Linked DNA regions of Homo sapiens: region 2 is linked to region 1. The links are chromatin loops, found by intact Hi-C in ENCODE. Cell type or tissue: mammary epithelial cell. All regions are shown on one strand. Links, peaks and the distances in the headings refer to the core of each region. The heading gives the core; the rest is flanking DNA. Region 1 has its middle 5.9 kb from the start of CCNF. Region 2 has its middle 25 kb from the start of ABCA3.

The links. A loop is a pair of places that touch in the nucleus more often than their neighbours do. Peaks named below come from ENCODE experiments on the same cell type or tissue, not always from the same donor. Only the 100,000 strongest peaks of a DNase experiment are listed, where the experiment ranks them.
Region 2: it touches region 1 in a loop (2.3-fold over the local background); 6 of 110 quality-filtered maps call a loop at or near these places.

The regions. Positions count from the first base shown.
Region 1 is chr16:2,420,818-2,426,191 of GRCh38, forward strand. It overlaps the pseudogene ABCA17P. Among named protein-coding and RNA genes, the nearest start is that of CCNF, 5.9 kb to the right of the region's middle. RefSeq lists enhancers at 1,542-1,591, 1,873-2,638, 3,762-3,874 and a silencer at 2,311-2,605. In mammary epithelial cell, for the core only: a CTCF peak has its summit at 2,482; no DNase peak of the experiment used is centred there.
Region 2 is chr16:2,363,353-2,368,726 of GRCh38, forward strand. It overlaps the pseudogene ABCA17P. Among named protein-coding and RNA genes, the nearest start is that of ABCA3, 25 kb to the left of the region's middle. RefSeq lists an enhancer at 3,573-3,922. In mammary epithelial cell, for the core only: no CTCF peak of the experiment used is centred there; a DNase peak (open chromatin) is centred at 2,739.

The DNA.
Region 1 (5,374 bases), core at 210-5,209:
GTCTCCCTCTGTCTCCCAGGCTAGAGTGCAGTGGCATGATCTCAGTTCACTGTAACCTCTGCCTCCTGGGTTCAAGCAATTCTTATGTCTTAGCCTCCGGAGTAGCTGGGATTGCAGGTGTGTGCCATGTTCGCCAGGCTGGTCTCAAACTCCTGGCTTCAAGTGATCCACCTGCCTAGCCTCCCAAAGTGCTGGGATTACAGGCGTGAGCCACCGTGCCCAGCCTCCATGTGGTTTTCTGTTTTGCACTCTGTAAAATCCTTCCCATCCTCCAACCTCAGGCAGTGGAGCCCAGGGTTGTCCAGCTGTTTGAATAGGGAGAAGAGGGGAGAAAATAGGAGGGAAAAACAGTGGTTACTTCTCAGAAATGGCATCCCACTCTTTCCAGCACCTGGGAGTAGATGAACATGGACACAAACCAGGGTGGTCAGCTGCAAGTTCAGAAAGGCAAAAACCTGAGGTCAGGAGTTTGAGACCAGCCTGGCCAACATGGTGAAACCCCCTCTCTACTAAAAATACAAAAAATTAGCTGGGCGTAGTGGCGTGCACCTGTAGCCCCTGCTACTCAGGGGGCTGAGAGGAGAATGGCTTGAACCCAGGAGGCAGAGGTTGCAGTGAGCTGAGATCACACCACTGCAATCCAGCCTGGGCAACAGAGTGAGACTGTCCCAAAAAAAAAATAAATAAATAAAAGCGAAAGCCTGGAAATGAGTCAAATGAAATTTTTAAACAGCTAAATGAAATCTAGAAGCCTTCCCTGGATAACTAAGAAGCAGTTAAAATAAGTGGGGGTAGATCTGTATTTACTGACCTAGGAATATCTTTAAGACATAATATTGAGTAAGAAAAGCATGTTGGCTGGCCACGGTGACTCATGCCTGTAATCTCAACACTTGGGGAGGCTGAGGCAGGTAGATCATGAGGCCAGGAGTTCGAGACCAGCCTGACCAACATGGTGAAACCCTGTCTCTACTAAAAATACAAAAATTAGCCAGGTGTGGTGGCGTGCACATGTAAACCCAGCTACTCAGGAGGCTGAGGCAGGAGAATTGCTTGAGCCTGGGAGGCAGAGGTTGCAGTGAGCCAAGATCACGCCACTGCACTCCAGCCTGGCGACAGAGCGAGACTCCATCTCAAAAAAAGAAAATAAAAAAGAAAAGCATGTTACAGAATGGTAGATATGGGATGATACCATTTGGCAAAAACAGCACCCAGCCAGTCCTGAGCAAGGAGCACAGGCCCACGCAGGTGCCTTTGCCAACACAGAAGTGTAGAGGGTGCACAGCTGCCTGGCCACAGTGGGCTGAGCCAACAGACTGCAGGAGTCTTTGCATGAATATTTTACAAAGAAAATCTATTTGCAGATTACATGCCTAATAGAAAATATTTCTAAAGGGGAAAAAAGCAAAGCAAGCCTCTTGTATTGACTGGATGCTTCAAAGGCACCAGGAAGTAGGGAGGCACTGTGTGCTGAGGTTTCACACTGGGTGGGCTGGAGGAGGAGCCAAACAAGCGCTCCACCCTGTCCACAACACCAGCAGCAAGGGCTGTCCCAGGCTCCCTTACATTACTCTACTTCCACTCACAGCCCCTTAGTAGTGTGCCTGTGCATTCACATGGCAGATGCGGGTAGTGGCAGAGGCAGCAGCCTGGAGCAAGACCAGCAGGTGTCCAGGCCCTTGCCTCATTGGAGGCTTGGTGAGCCTGGTGGGAGGAGGTTTCTTCTGACGTGCCTCCCTCTCCGGGCTGTTTTCTGACCCAGGTATGGCGGTGGATTGGTTACTGTCCTCAGTTTGATGCTCTGCTGAACTTCATGACAGGCCATGAGATGCTGGTCATGTATGCCCAGATCGGGGGCATCCCAGAGCACCCCATCAGTGCTTGTGTGGACCAGATTCTTGAGGATTTAGTCATGTACATGTACGCCAACAAGCTGGTCAAGACCTACAGGTGAGATCTGGGGCTTCCTTCAGGCCCTCCACCTCCAGTTACAAGATAAGTTCCAGTTCTTCCCAGACCTGGAGAGCAGGGCAAAGCCCCCAGCTCTGGGCATGAGGTCACTGCGCAGGTGGTTGGGGGCGGCCTGCAGGAAGAGGTAAGTGGCCTGGGCTGCCTCAAGGCACCCCTTCCTCTTGGTCCTGGGCTTGACTGGATTATGAAGCTGACCCAGGCCAAAGGCAGCTTACGTGGCTGAGGTCAGGCAGATGGCACCACAGGTGTTACTGTCCTGATAAGGTGAGGACGGACCTTTCTCCCTGCCACTTTATGAAGGGCTATTTTCAGTAAGTTTGCATTTTAAGCCCAGAGTTACCTCATACCACTGGGTCTGCGGTACTTGAACTACTGATGTTCTGCTAAGGCGCATGGGGTATTTCTCAGGCTTCTGTTGTCAGTGATAGAAGCCCGACTCCAATTAAAGCAAGGCCACAGGCCCCGCAGGTCCAAGGACTCCCTTCGTGTTGTGTGCAGCGCCCCCGGAGGCACACAGCGGTACTGCACACCCAGGATTGGGAGGTAGAGGTGCCCACGCCTCTAGCAAAGTGAGCCCGGGGTCAGATGATGATGTCCCTTGGGTCTTCTCTCTTTGGTGGCTCCTGTTTCAAGCAGGTTTTTACGTTTCCCTGCATCTTCTGAAGATCAAATGAGTTCACATTTGCGAAGTTTAGAACAGTGTGTTGCACATAGTAAATGCTATATGGTTTTTTTGTTTGGTTTTGTTTTTTAGAGTTTTCACTCTTGTTGCCCAGGCTGAAATGCAATGGCATGATCTCAGCTCACTGCAACCTCTGCCTCATGGGTTCAAGTAATTCTCCTGCCTCAGCCTCCCGAGTAGCTGGGATTACAGGTGCCCACCAACACGGCCAGCTAATTTTTGTATTTTTAGTAGAGACAGGGTTTCACCATGTTGGCCAGGCTGGTCTCAAACTCCTGACTTCAGGTGATCCACCCGCCTCAGCCTCCCAAAGTGCTGGGATTACAGGTGTGAGCCACCATGCCCATCCAGTTTTTTTTTTTTAAGTTAGCTAAGATGGGCCAATGCCTTTCCTCTCAGATGGAGAGGTGCTTGCCCTCAACACTTCAAACCCTCAAAGAAGACTCGTCGGCCGTGTGCTCACCCTGGACTCATCCCTGTGTCCAGGGGAACAAGTTATTTCCTGAGTGGATAGCCCAAGCCACAATTCAGCTCTGGGTGAAAGTGGTGGACTGCATTGCTGAAAGCCCCATGAGGGGTGTGGGAATACTTCCTGAATAGAGAAGGAAAGGGGGTGAGTGTTGAGCCGGCAGTGCTCACTGCTGGAGACTGACCATTGCCGTCACCCAACCTTCTCCCTTCCACCCCCGGTGGTGGTAACAAGCCGAAGTTGAGCACTGGCATTGATCGCCCTGATTGGAGAGCCTGCCTTCATCTTCCTGGATGAGCCATCCACTGGCATGGACCCCGTGGCCCGGCGCCTGTTCTGGAATGCTGTGGCACACGCCCACGAGTCTGGCAAGGCCATCATCATCACCTCCCATAGGTAGAGCCTGGGTCTGTGGGTCACTGGAAGTTTCAAAACCAGGTAGGCTGGGAAGAAGCCAGGTGGCCAGAAGACCCATCAGCAACTGGTGGAGAGTCTTTGAGGAGATTCCCTAGGCTCTGCACCTGAGCCACACTCTGAGCATTGGTATCAGGAATGGCCTGATCAGGCCACCAACGCCTTCCTGTCTGCATGAGCCTTTGACACCCCCAGCCCTGTCTCAGGCCCCACCCTCTCCCCAGCATGGAGGAGTGTGAGGCCCTGTGCAGCCGGCGGCCATCATGGTGCAGGGGCAGTTCAAGTGCCTGGGCAGCCCCCAGCACCTCAAGAGCAAGTTCAGCAGTGGCTACTCCCTGCGGGCCAAGGTGCAGAGTGAAGGGCAGCAGGAGGTGCTGGAGGAGTTCAAGGCCTTCGTGGACCTGACCTTTCCAGGTGTGTGCCGGCCCCGGCAGCCCCCACTGGGTGGGCCCTGGGCCCCTGCCTAGGCATTTCCCATCTGCCGTGAGGAGAGTCTGTGCCTCGCCCCTCCCACGTCCCATCTCCCTGATCCCTGGGATGAGGACCCCAATGCCGAGCACCCAGGCACCCTCCCTGATCCTCCAGCCCAGCCGTCACAGCAACGCCATCTCTCCTTCGTGCAGGCAGCGTTCTTGAAGACAAGCACCAAGGCATGGTCCATTACCATCTGCTGGGCCGCGACCTCAGCTGGGCGAAGTTGAGCGCACATTTTTGACGTGACCCACTTTCTGGGGTAACTCTGTCTCTCTCTCTCTCTCTCCCTGTCTTTCTCTCCTCCCCATCCTCCTGAAGTCATGTTCAGTGCTGCCCCTGTCCTCTGCCATCTCCATGGCAACGTTCACGTGGATTTCATAGAACAGAAGGTGTTTCTGCTGGAAGGGACTTTGAAGATTGGCTCCTCCTGCCCACTTATTTCATGGAGAGGAGAGCAGGCCCAGAGAGGGAACACCAGATGCCTGGGGACACACAGCAAGCCAGGGACCCCACCAGGCCTCTGGCCTTCTGACACCACTCCCACCCAAGAGCACAGACAGCTGAGATCCATAGCACTGACTTCTCAGGAGGTGTTCTGGAGCAGCTGAGAGAGGGATGGGCCTCTTTGGGGCCTTGTCACAGTCCCGGAGGCCAGCCCTTCCCACCCTCTCTCCTCCCCCGTGTGCATCTGTGGGACAGCCTGGCCACAGCAGCCTCTTCCCTCCCCTCAGGTGTTTGGCACTCTGGAGCAAGCCAAGAAGTACATGCTGGACAACTACTCAGCAGTCAGGTCACCATGGAGGACGTCTTCCTGAGCTTCGCATGCCCTGTGCCCCTGGTCCAAAGCGAAGACCAACGAGAGCAAGCAGAGCAGGTGGGCTCCTCATCGTGCTCGCTGCCTCCTTCCCTGCCTCCCTCTCGGCTTTCCTCTCAGTCTCCCTCCCTGCCTCCCTCTCAGCTTTTCTCTCGGCCTCCCTCCCTGCCTCCTCCCTCAGAGCCTGTCCTGCTGTAATAAGGACAGACCAGTGCCAGGTTGGCCCAGGTGTGCATGGCCTTCCCTGGGTTTCCAGGGCGTACAGAGGCAGCTCTCGACCTAGCTAGCTCAGCACAGGGCTGTCCCCCTAACTGCAGTGCACGGAGCAGAGTGGGGCCCACTGGAGAACTTAAGAGGCCCGCTGGAGAACCCAGGTGCGTTTCCTTAGAAAGGGATGCCCAAGTCCCACCTGAGTAGCCTGTGGTCTTATTGAGACCTGGCTGTGGAAGCAGCCTCAGAACATCTTGCATGTCCTTTCCAAGGGCGGTGGCCATGGGGTGACTACAGTACTAACCATGACCCGACCAGGTGCCAACTCTGTGGTTGGTCC
Region 2 (5,374 bases), core at 320-5,319, 57 kb before region 1:
GAGACCAGCTTGGGCAACATAGTGAAACCCTGTCTCTACAAAAAATAAAAAATTAACCAGGTATGGTAGTTGATGCTTGTAGACCCAGCTACTTGGGATGCTGAGGTGGGAGGATCTCTTGAACCTACAGTGAGCTATGATTGCACCACTGCACTCCAGCTTGGGTAACAGAACGAGACCCTGTCTCTAAAAAAATAAAAAATAAAAATGCCCTCAGTGGTAAAATGTGGGGAAATCACTGTTTTGAAAGTTGTGCTTCAGCCGGGTGCAGTAGCTCATGTCTGTAATCCCAGCACTTTGGGAGGCCGAGGTGGGCGGGTCACTTGAGGTCAAGAGTTTGTGACCAGCCTGGCCAGCATGGTGAAATTTCATCTCTACTAAAAATACAAAAAAATTAGCCGGGCGTGGTGGCACATACCTGTAGTCCCAGCTCCCTGGGAGGCTGAGGCAGGAGAGTGGCTTGAACCCAGGACGTGGAGATTGCAGTGAGCCGAGATCGTGCCATTGCACTTCAGCCTGGGCGACAGGCCAAGACTCCATCTCAAAAAAAAAAAAGAAAAGAAAGTTGTGCTTCATGCTTGTCTGGTATCCTAAAATACTATGTATTCTAATTCAGTTACCTTATACATATGAGATTATGAAATTTCTTTCTTTCTTTTTTTTTTTTTTTTGAGACAGAATCTCGCTCTGTTGCCCAGGCTGAAGTGCAGTGGCGCCCGTAATCCTAGCACTTTGGGAAGCTGAGGCAGGCGGATTCCCTGAGCTCAGGAGCTCAAGACCAGCCTGGGCAACACGGCAAAACCCTGTCTCTACTAAAAATGCAAAAAATTAGCCGGGCATGGTGGTGCGACTTGTAATCCCAGCTACTTGGGAGGCTGAGGCATGAGAATCACTTGAACTCTGGAGATGGAGGTTGCAGTGAGCCGAGATCAGACAGAGCAAGACTCCATTTCAAAAAAAAAAGAAAAAAAATCTAGATGAAGGAAAGAACCCAAAGAGATCAGTGGAGGCCCTAAACTGCTTTTGATCAAACATTCATCATACTAGGGGAAATCGAATGCTCGTTTTCATAGACTTGTAAGGCACAGAGGGAAAGAAGAAAAAGTTAAGTCCCATTCAAGGTGGGGTGTATATCATGAGACTATCTCCCCTTAAATCTAGGACCCCATATGCTTACATTGTAGTGGTGGTACTTAATGTAAGGTTGTGCTGGATGTAAACATGCCCCCGACTGCCTGAATGTTGCCTTGGAACTGAGCACAGCAGGGAGGGTCCTAGCTCTGAGATTTGTAGCTCAAATTCACATCACTTGGCTGTCAAAAAAAAGGAAGGAAGAAAGAAGGAGAGGAGGGAGAGAGGGAGGGAGGGAGGAAAGATGGAAGGGAGGGAGGGAGGGAGGGGAAGGGAAGAAAGAAGGAAGGGAAGGAGGGGAGGGAGGGAGGAAGGAAGGAAAGAAGGAAGGGCAGAGGGAAGGGAAGAAAGGAAGGAAAGGAAGGAATGAAAGGAAGGAAGGAAAGAAGAAAAGAAAAACCCCTCGAACTGTGAAGTGGGACAGTGGGACTCAGATTGACAGATGCAAATATATATTTTTCCTGGAATAATGTACCCTCCTTCTGTATCTCAAGACTCACCACAAGAGTATCAAGGTCAGTGAGCAAACATACTAGGAAACAGGACACCAAGGATGATTATCACTATGACAACAGACAGCAAAAACAGACCTGGAAAGATTCCAGATAATGGAATTATTAGTCTCGTGTTATAAAATCCCTATGTTTAGCTGGTTTGAAGAAATAAAAGACAACGTAAAAGGATTTATAGGTAGCATGTCATTATAGTCACCTAGCAAATTTGGGGAGAAAAAAGGAACTAGAACTTCTAGAAATGAAAAATAAAATAATCAACATGTAAAACTCAGGCTAGAAACAAGCCTTGAAAGGATAAAAGTGAACTTAAACTTCCTACAAGAACAAAACTCATTCTTTAATGAAAAACCACAAGGCTTGATCCAGGTCTCAGATCATGTGATCAGCACTTAAATTCTCTTCCTTCTTAGCATTACTTTCTTGATGCCCCAAGATAGTTGCTAGCAGTTCTTGGGACTATAGACTTCCCAGTTAAAGTTATGACTTGAAATAATGAGATTCATGTCCCTTAACTTACCTCCCTTATTTTCTGTCTCTCTCTGCTCGTGTATTTGCAGAACGAATGCTGGAGTTAATGGAGCAGTCAGCTGTCGATCTTAAGTCTCCTTAAGTAGAAAGCGGGCAGCTGGGTAGCCTTTGCCTTCACACCAGCCACTCACTGATGGGATTTTTCTCTCTGTAGTTTTAGGCTGTTCTTCAGTGTCTTTGTTTGAACGTTATATAATTGATGATCCCAAAGCTTTCTACATATTGGCAGGAATTGTTTTTGACCACAGCGTCAATGACAGCAATGGATCTTTGCCACTTGCGGTAAGAACATCCTTTCTCTAACAATTGTACTGTGCTGCCGAGACTTGAGCATGTGTTCCTTCTGCAGTCTTGTTGGCTGACCTGCCCCCGGCTTTTCTCTGTGGCAGCTTTGTCATCTTATTTCCAAAGGAGATATGCAAGGGCTCCTGTGTTTCATGTCTTACAACCTAGACTTTGAGGTCCCTTCCAGTTTTCAAATTCTTTAGAAGGCTTGTTGTGAGCAAGCCTTTATCCTGAGGGTACAGGATGGCGTATATTAAACTGCCTGATGACAGATGCAGACTACAAGATCAGCCTCCACAGACTTGCATTCCAGCCCTGCAACTCACCAGCTGTGTAACCTTGGAAAAACATTTCTGGGCCTCGGTGTCCTTATTGTTGTGAGGGCTAAAAGAGTTTTATGCCTATAAAGTGCTTAGAACAAAGCCTGGAACAAAATAACTTTCCAGAAGGATTAGTTATTGTTGTCATTACTAATAATCTTATGGACTTCAGATATGGTATGAGTGTGAGTTTGTTTAAGGAAAAGTTCATGTTGTAAACATGGGAATATTTGGTTTATGTTCTGGGATGGGAAAACCACTCATGTATAGCTTTTGTGTTGTACAGTGTATCTGATGATTAATTGTTGGAAGTTGCATGGGCTATTGGTAGATGGAGAGAGACATGTTAATAAAATAACCAACAATGTTTTTCAAGCATTTATTAATGCTAGGCAACACAGATACCATCTGGTTCAATCCTACTGTAGCCTATGAGGTAGACGTTGTTAATATCCCCATTTTACTCATGAGGAAACTGAGGAATGAAGTTTATGTAATTTGCCCAAGGTGTCAAGGCTATTCAGTAGGAGATTTGGGGTTAGAATCTGGGTGGTCTGGCTCCAGAGCCCTTGCTCTGAACTGTTCTGCAGCACACCATTCCTGAAGGGGGCTCAGGAGCGGCTGTATGTTTCCCAGGCTTGCACCACGGAGAATTTCCAGAGTACACAGGGAAGACCACTGTTGCAGCATGGTCTCCCAGGGGACACCTGCCAGTGTGGGCATCCTTCATCCTGTTACAGCTGACATCAAGCACAGATTTGTTCTGTCCTGTGCCTTTGCTGAGTTTCAGGAGTTCATAACCGAATTTGTTTTCTCTTTGTTCTTCATAGGTTAAGTATCAATTGCGCTTCAGTTACTTTCAGAAGAATTTTATACTGGGGAAGAATATATTTTTTCAAGATGACATAGAAGGCTGGTGCACATCCTTTCTTTACCCTCCCAATCCACGCCAAGAACCCCGGGAATTTCCATTTGCTGTTGGGGGAAGTCCTGGTGAGAAAGCCCCGAAGCTTGTGCGTGTTAAGAGCATGGCCGTGGCTGGGCGCGGTGTCTCATGCCTGTAATCTCAGCACTTTGAGAGGCTGAGGCGGGTGGATCACCTGAGGTAGGGAGTTCGAGACCTGACAAACATGGAGAAACCTCATCTCTACAAAAAATACAAAATTAGCTGGGTGTGGTGGCTCATGCCTGTAATCCCAGCTACTCAGGAGGCTGAGGCAGAATTGCATGAACCTGGGAGGCAGAGGTGGCGGTGCACTGAGACTGGGCCATTGCACTCCAGCCTGGGCAACAAGAGCGAAACTCCGTCTCAAAAAAAAAAAAAGAGCATGGCCACTTTTGTTGTTTTGTTTGTTTTGCTGCCAGCACATAAACTAGCATTTCAGAAGAGGTTGAAGGAGTTACATTTAGAAATGTGACATTCAGTAAACTGCTTACATTCTAGAGCAAGTAAAAACAGTAGTTATGGATTTGATTGTAACAATATTGAATTGTTTGGAGGAAGGATGGAAACATTTTACTGGAACAAGGAGTGCAGGGACCAGTGGGTGGCCAATTTAGCAGTGACATTTGTCATCATGGAGGAAACATGATCTGTGCTTTATGCATGTTTAAGATTTTCTCGGCTTCCCTTTTCCACCTGCAAATACCACTCCTATTTGGTTATTTTATTTTATTTTGAGATGGAGTTTCATTCTTGTTGTCCAGGCTGGAGTGCAATGGCACAATCTCGGCTCACTGCAATCTCTACCTCCCAGGTTCAAGCGATTCTCCTGTCTCAGCCTCCTGAGTAGCTGGGATTACAAGTGCCCACCATCACACCTGGCTAATTTTTTGTGTTTTTAGTAGAGATAGGGTTTCACCATGTTGGCCAGGCTGATCTCGAACTCCTGACCTCAGGTGATCCGCCCACCTCGGCCTCCCAAACTACTGGGATTACAGGCATGAGCCACCACTTTTGGCCCTATTCTATCTTTTTAAACACATGTCCTGTTCAACACGCATGTCATATTGTATGATCTATGTCTAACATGCCTCCATTACAATCTCCACTGACTGTATCCTTTGCATTTCATCCGTCTCATTTAATTTAATGAAGAAGAAACAGAAGATAATCATCCACACTCTTGGGACTCTCTGCATGTCTGTGCAGCTCCAAAGAGTCTGTTCCTGCTTTGGGGGAATCCCTGAACTCTTTCTGGCCTGTTCATTGGCTGATGCTTCACTTTGATTTTATTTACTCTGACTGATGCTTTTAGATCTTGCCTTGATTCTTATTCCATCCTCCCTGCCCCATCTGCAACACTGGTGCAGAATCCCAGTTCCTGTTCTTCAGGCCTCTTGGTCTTGGCTGGCCCTCTCCCTTTCCCTCTCATGAATCTCCCTATCTGCATTTCTAGTCTGGGAAAATCTCCTTTTCCCTGTCTGTCATTCAGGATAAGAGGACAGAAAATTAATGCCAGAAGGTTGGAGTTTTTCCAGGAGTTCCTATTTGTCCCAAGGGCTGGCATGTGGTCCCAAAGCCAGGTCCTGACTCCTGGCTGCCATAGTCCTCTCTTCTTGGGGAGCCATGCTGACTTTCTGCTCTGTCACCCT